Regions from separate parts of the Homo sapiens genome. Here region 1 is linked to region 2. A link is a contact called in ENCODE Hi-C or POLR2A ChIA-PET data. All regions are on one chromosome and are shown on one strand. The core of a region is the stretch at or near the end of the contact, and the rest is flanking DNA. Distances in the headings are between cores, read along the strand shown.

The links. A loop is a pair of places that touch in the nucleus more often than their neighbours do. ChIA-PET counts read pairs that join two places held with the same protein, here RNA polymerase II (POLR2A). Pooled maps may share reads with other maps.
Region 1: a pooled map shows a loop between it and region 2 (2.1-fold over the local background). The contact joins two enhancer-like sites. A Hi-C loop is called at or near these places in 7 of 37 single-sample maps with no recorded cell type and 9 of 50 pooled maps. POLR2A ChIA-PET finds 5 or more read pairs at or near these places in 7 of 52 experiments (AG04449, BJ, HepG2 and 4 more).

The regions. Positions count from the first base shown.
Region 1 is chr10:86,898,028-86,901,571 of GRCh38, forward strand. BMPR1A (bone morphogenetic protein receptor type 1A) reads left to right here. Exons shown (of 13, transcript NM_004329.3): 6 at 1,767-1,863; 7 at 2,000-2,099. Among named protein-coding and RNA genes, the nearest start is that of MMRN2, 58 kb to the right of the region's middle. Within about 2 kb of position 1,309, at least 7 of the 41 ENCODE cell types and tissues checked have a DNase peak (open chromatin) inside an H3K27ac peak, as active enhancers do.
Region 2 is chr10:86,781,926-86,785,898 of GRCh38, forward strand. The region is part of intron 1 of BMPR1A (bone morphogenetic protein receptor type 1A); the gene reads left to right. Among named protein-coding and RNA genes, the nearest start is that of BMPR1A, 27 kb to the left of the region's middle. Within about 2 kb of position 1,765, at least 2 of the 41 ENCODE cell types and tissues checked have a DNase peak (open chromatin) inside an H3K27ac peak, as active enhancers do.

The DNA.
Region 1 (3,544 bases), core at 59-2,558, 120 kb after region 2:
ATTTTCTGTAATACTATGCTCCTTAATCTGTTGGCAGAGTCTATTTTTGGCTTCTTTTTAAAAATTATTATTTTTAGAGATAGGGTCTCACTACATTGCTCAGGCTGGACTTGAACTCCTAGGTTCAAGTGATCCTCATGCCTCAGCCTCCCAAGTAGCCACCACACCCAGTTTAAAGTCTACTTTCTTTCCCTTTTAAAGAAAAGGGACGTATATAACACATATATATATAACATATATATAAACATATATACATGTTTATATGAAATGTTTATATAAAAATATAACATTCCATTATCTATTGTAGTTTCCAACACTCCATCTTTCTAAAGTCTTTAAATTACACCTGTCTTTCAGCCATCTCTCTTACAAGGGCTTTCATCTTCCTGGGATATAATTCACCTAGGTTAGAATATAGGAACTCATAAGGAATACAAACGCATCGTAAGATCTCTTCGTACATTTGGGATGTCGTTTCCCACTTAGTAGTGTTTGAGCTACCTTCGTCATCCCTGTCAGCATCCTTCATAGAGAAGAAAAAACAAGACAGGAGTTGAAGAATTGTTCGTTTTTCTCCTTATCATCCACTGTCATGTCAGCAGTACATCTGTTGCTTGGAGAAACCCCATGCTGCCAAAGAAACCCTTTCTTGGTTTTTCTTTGCACTTTTCTCTTCTGCAAGGCCAAGCTCATTTTAGCTTTCCTGGAACCGTTTTTGGATGCTTGACACTTCTTTCATTCATCGTTAGTTATATGATTTTCATTTCCTCCTCCATGTGTTTTCTCTGAATCTGGGATTATTTCAGACTCTCCAGTTTAACCCTAACTTTTTTCTCTCTCTCCTTATGATCATTTAAAAGTAAAAATTGTTTAAAAGTTATTAATAAAACTTCATTTAAAATATAAAATATGTATTTGGACATTTCCAAATGCTCTTGACCATCTTCCCAACAGAATCTGAAGTCACAGGCTCATGTTTACCTTTTTAAAGTCATAGCTGATTATACTGAGGCTTTTCCTTAATTTCCGCTTACATTCTTGTTACTTGTGTAGTGACAAACAGTTCTTTGCTATTCACATGTTGGTCAGAATGGCAGTTCTCCCCAGGCTGCAGCATTCAACTTGTCAGATATTGTGTTGTTAATCCAATAAAACATCACATGCAAGTGCTGCTGCGCTTCCAGTGACTGTGTCCTTCTCTGTGCTAGCTTTCTGCTCTCTTAGGGACAGTCTCCTTGCTGGCTGGTGGTCTGTAATCAGCTCTCAAGAATGCTTTCTGTAGTTTGTCCTTCCCTCACCATGGATGCTCAACTTGCCTCTGCATCAGGCTCATGACTTCCGACGTGGCTGGGGTAGGCAGGGTCTGCAGCGCCTCTGCACGCTCAGCTGCCTTGCTAACCAGCCTTTTCTTTGGACTACGACACCCTCCACTTTTTAGTCTGATCTTAAATCTCATCCACATCTCAGTACCACAGTGAGATTATATGTACCAGACCAGTTTATGATTGTAATTACCTAAGTTCGGGTTTGGTGTTCTAATCTAGTGTCTAACACACCATCCACATAGATATGTTCTTAAGAAAAGCCATTTTGCAGTCTTCACTATTTCAGCACAAATTTTAATCTTTCAATAATCTGTTTTTACATATAAAATTTGCAGGCCCCTTTCACTCACTGAAATAGAAATTGTATTTTATGAATACTAAAAAGACATATCAGTTTAAAATACCAAACCATTTCTAATTTTATCATTACTCTTCTTTTAGGATTCTCCAAAAGCCCAGCTACGCCGGACAATAGAATGTTGTCGGACCAATTTATGTAACCAGTATTTGCAACCCACACTGCCCCCTGTTGTCATAGGTAGGTTAGCCGAGAAAAGTCGGAGCATGCTTCTCAAATATCTTCTCTGGTTTTACAGTAACCAGGCTACCTAGAATTGAACACGTCAGATTATTTTTTCATTTCAATTGTTTACATTGTTTACTTTTATTGTCAGGTCCGTTTTTTGATGGCAGCATTCGATGGCTGGTTTTGCTCATTTCTATGGCTGTCTGCATAATTGCTATGATCATCTTCTCCAGCTGCTTTTGTTACAAGTAAGAAGATATTTATTTTGAAGCAAAATATTTTGTCAAATATTAGATGTCAACCGCTGTTTGTAAAGCCAGTTGCAGAAACCATTAACTTGTATTCTCTGGTTGTATATCTCCTTTATGTAACTAGACTATAGTTCTCTTAAGGGAAAAGGACCTTACTACCAATTAATTAATTGGGCACAATTTCATACTTCTTGTATGTTCATGATTACTTATGATTTTCTTATTAATGGAATAGTGAGCTTTCTGGCATCTGAATGTTTTCGATCTGTCCCAAGAAACCCACTGTGTTATAATTCTTTTTTTTTTTTTTGCGTTATAATTCTTTAGAAATTTGGAGCTCCAGAATTGTTTGCATGTAGCCATGATTTCAGAAGACAGTTGCCAAAAAAGAAGAGTAATAAGAGACAGTCCCTAATGGATATAAACTTTAATAATAAAACATCATACCAACCTAGATACATTAATGAAACAAGTTAGTAAACCCATAAATAAACAAACCCAAGTACATACAGCAATTTAGCATATAATAAAGGAAACACTTCAGATTACTGAGGAAAAGACGTTCGCATACCTCCTTGTTTTTATTATAATTCCTCACCCTCAACAATGGGGTACCACAGTTGAGAAATCGTGTTTTGGGTCTTTCTAGATAATAGACTTGGAATCTTCTGTTAGGGAGGTGATGCGAAAGTCATATGATTATTCAGAGTAGGAGATGGGGTCGAGAGGAGAGCTCCACATCTGAGGTAGCCATCATCCCAAATGGCCCCCAGTGATTCTCACTGCCTGGGGTTCCTCCCCTTGGGGCCAGTCCCCTCCCATAACACATCAGGGCTGATCTGTGTGACAAATAGGATATGGCAAAAGTGACTTCCAAGTCTACGTTATAAACAGCTTTGCAGCTTTCACCATGGTCTCTGGGATCACTCACTCTGGGGGAAGCCAGGCATCATGCTATGTGGACACTCAACTCTGAGAGAGGCCCACACAGGGAGGAACTGAGGCCTCTTGCCAATACCCAGCCTGCAGCCTGTCGGCCTTGGAAGTGAGCCACCTTGGAAGTGACTGCAAGCTCCTGTCAAGCTTTCACATGAGTGCAGTCTCAGCTGACATCTGACCCTGAGCTACCCAATCAAGTCACTCCTGAATGCATGATCCACAGAAACAGTGAGATAACAATTGCTGTTTTAAGCCACTCAGTTTGGGAGTGATTTGCTAACACAGTATTGGATAATCCAGTGTCCGACTTTCTGAAAATTGACTTTCAAGCAGTCTTCTTGGTGTTATTGTCACCCTCAACTTTACTTCCAGACATAACCACAATGGCCAGTTCCGAAGTTCTTGGGGGAACTCCATAGTATAAACTGGTTGCTTCTTGGTTTTCTCAATTTCTAACCTAAGAATCAGACTTTTTGGGTGTGCAAAGTCACTGCTCATTCATC
Region 2 (3,973 bases), core at 515-3,014:
GCGCGATCTGGGCTCACTGCAACCCCCGCCTCCCAGGTTCAAGTGATTCTTCTGCCTCAGCCTCCTAAGTAGCTGGGATTACAGGCATGAGCCACCACGCCTAATTTTTGTATTTTTGGTAGAGACGGGGTTTCACTACGTTGGTCAGCCTGGTCTTGAACTCCTGACCTCAGGTGATCCTCCCGCCTCGGCCTCCCAAAGTGCTGGGATTACAGGTGTGAGCCATCATGCCAGGTCCAGGATTTCTTTAGGGCTGAATAATATCCAGTTGTGTATATGTACCACATTTGTTGATCCATTTATCTGTTGAGAGACACAAGTTAATTACACGTTTTGGCTATTGTAGTGAATAGTGCTGCAGTGGACAAGAGTATGTAAATATCTCTTCGAGATCCTGTTTTCAATTTTTTTAGATATATACTGAGAAGTGGGATTTCTGGATCATCTGGTATTCCATTTTAAATTTTTTGAGGAACGTCCATACTGTTTTTCATAGTGATTGTACTGTTTTATAGTCCCACCAACAATGCACAGGAGTTCTAATTCCTCCACATCCTTGCCAACACTTGGTTTTCTGTTTTTTTGTTTTTTGTTTTTTTTTGATAGAGGTAATTTTAACTGGTGTGAGGTGATACCTCAGTGTGATTTGATGTGAGTTTTGCCGATGATTAGTGATGTTGAGTAGCTTTTCATATTTTTTTTGGCCATTTATGTATCTTCTTTGTAAAAATGTCTATTCAAGTCCTTAGCTCATTTTAAAGTTGTGTTATTTGTGGTTTTTGTTTTGTTACTGAGTTGTAGGAGTTTTTTTTTTATTCTGGATATTAAACCCCTATCCAATACATGATTTGCAAATATTTTCTCTCATTCTGTAGGTTGCCTTTTCACTCTTCCTTGGTTTCATTCTGGTTTTGGTTGATTGCTTGCCTTGCTGCACAGAAGTTTGTAAGTTTGATGTAATTCTGTGTCTATTTTTGCCTTTGTTGCCTGTGCTTTTTGTTTTGCAGCCAAGAAATCATTGCCAAATTCAGTATCATGAAGCTTCTCTATGTTTCCTTCTAGTTTTATGGTTTCAGGTCTTATGTTTAGGTCTTTAATCAATTTTTAGTTATTTTTTATTTATGGTTTAAGATAAGGATCCATCTTCATTCTGTTGCATGTGGACATCCAGTTTTTCCAGCACTATTTGTTGAAGAGATTATTCTTTCCCCATTGCGTAGTCTTGGCTCATCATTTGACCACATACACAGGGGTTTATATCTGGGCTGTCTGTTCTGTTCCATTGGTTTACATGTCTGTATGCTAGTACTATTTTGATCACTGTAGCTTTGTAACAAGTTTTGAAATCAGAAAGTGTGAAGCCTACAGTTTTGTTCTTAATCAAGGTTGTTTTGGCTATTTGGGGTCCTTTGAGATTACTTACTGATTTCAGGATGGCTTTTTCTCATTTTGCAAAAAATGACACTGAAATTTGATAGAGATTGCATTGAATCAGTAGATTACTTTGGATAGTATGTACATTTTAACAATATAAGGTCTTCCAGTCCTTGAACATGAGATGTCTTTCCCATTTGTGTGTTTAATTTTTTCCTCAGTTTTTTGTCATTTTTAGTGTACAAGTCTTTTGCCTCCTTGACGTTTATTTTTAAGTATTTTATTTTAGTTTTACTTTATTTTTTTAGAAACGGGATCTCGTTCTGTCACCCAGGTTGGAGTGCAGTGGCGTGATCATGGCTCACTGCCACCTCCCACTGCTGGGCTCAAGAGATCCTCCTGCCTCAGCCTTCCGCGTAGCTGGGACTACAGGCCTGCATCACCATGACCAGCTAACTTTTAAATTTTTTGTACAGATGGGGTCTTGCCATCTTGCCCAAGCTGGTCTCGAAGTGCTGGAATTACAGGTGTGAGCCACTGTGCTGGCCTTATTCTTAAGTATTATTCATTTTGATGTTATTATAAATGGAGTTATTTTCTTAATTTCCTTTTTGTGTTGTTTATTGTTAATGTATAGAAATGCAACTTATTTTTGTGTGTTGACTTTGTATCCTCCTGCTTTGCTTAGTTTATTATAATAGTTCTAACAGTTTTTTTGTGAAACCCTTAGGGTTTTTCATGTATAAAATCATGTCTTCTGTGAATGGAGATAATTTTACTTCTTCCTTTCCAATTTGGATGCCTTTTTTTCTTGCCTCCTTTTTCTGATTGTACTGTGTTGAGTAGAAGTGGTGAGAGTGGACTTCCTAGTCTTGTTCCTGATCTTAGAGGGAAAGCTTTCAGTTTTTCACCATTGTAATGTTTGCTGTGGACTTTTTATGTATGGTCTTTATTATGTTCAGGTAATTTCCTTCTATTCCTTCCTAGTTTGTTGAGTGTTTTTATCATGAAAGGTGTTGAATTTTGTCAGATGCTTTTTCTGCACCAGTTCAGATTGTTACATGATTTTTGTCCTTCATTCGGTTAATGTGGTGTATTACATTTACTGATTTTTGTGTGTTGAGCCATCCTTGCATCCTAGGAATAAGGCTCCCTCAGTCATCGTGTATGATTTTAATATGCCTTTGAATTTGGTTTGGTAACATTTTTTGAGAATATGTGCATCAAAGTTTAGAAGTGTTTCTTCAGTTTTTTTGGTGAGACTTTGAGGAGGTTTGGTATTAATTTTTCTCTAAACGTTTGGTAGAATTCCCCAGTGAAGCTATCTGGTCCTGGGCTTTTTTTGTTGTTGGGAAGTTTTTAAAATTACTGAGTCAGTTTCCTTACTAGTTATAGGTTTGTTAAGATTTTCTGTTTCTTCGTGATTCAGTCCTGGCAGGTTGTGTGTTTCTAATAATTCATCCATTTCTTCTAGGTTGTCTAAATTGTTGGCATGTGATCGTTCATAGTAGTCTCTTATCCTTTTCATTTCTGTGGCATTTGTTGTAATGTCCCCTCTTTCATTTCTGATTTTAATTATTTGAGTCTTGTTTTTTTTTCTTAAATCTGGCTAAGGATTTGTCAATTTTATTGATCTTATTTAAGATCTTTTTAAATGTAGGCATTTACTGCTATAAACTTCCCTCTTAGCACGGCTTTTCTGTATCCCTTAAGTTTTGGAATGTTCTGTTTTCTTCTTCATTTGTCTCAAGATGTTTTCTAAACTGCCTTGTGATTTCTTCTTTGAGTCATTAGTTTTTCAAAAGTGTGTTAAATATTTGTGAATTTTTTAGTTTTCCTACTGCTTTTGATTTCCCATTGTGGTCAGAAAAGATACTTGCTATGATTTCAGTCTTCTTAAATTTGCTAAGACTTGTTCTGTGGCCTAACATGTGATCTGTCTTGGAGAATGTTGCATGTGTACTTGAGAAAATGTGTATTCAGCTAGTGTTGGGTGTAGTGTTTTTTTGTTTGTTTGTTTTTGAGATGGAGTTTCCGCTCTTGTTGCCCAGGCTGCAGTGCAGTGGTGGGAACTCAGCCCACCGCAATCTGCGCCTCCTGGGTTCAAGTGATTCTCCTGCCTCACCTTCCCGAGTAGCTGGGATTATAGGCATGTGCCACCACATCTAGCTAATTTTGTATTTTTAGTAGAGACAGGGTTTCTCCAATTTGGTCAGGCTGGTCCCGAACTCCTGACCTCAGGTGATCTGCCCACTTGGCCTCCCAAAGCTGGGATTATAGGCGTGAGCCACTGCGCCCGGCCGGGTATAGTGTTCTTTATGTGTCCGTTAGTTCCAGTTACTCTCCAGTGTTCAAATTCTGTGTCTCCTCATTGATCCGCTCTCCGGTGGTTCTGTCCATTATTGAAAGTGGGGATACTGAAATCTCCTGCTGTTACTGGGTTACTGTCTGTTTTTTCTTTCAATTCTGTCAGTGTTTGCCTTGTTATATTTGGGTGCTCTGGTTCTGCACTTGCACCTTTACAGCTGCGCTTGGCTGGAGAATTAACTTGGCTGATTGGCCTTACCACTAATTACCACTAAGTTCAGGAGAGTCCTTA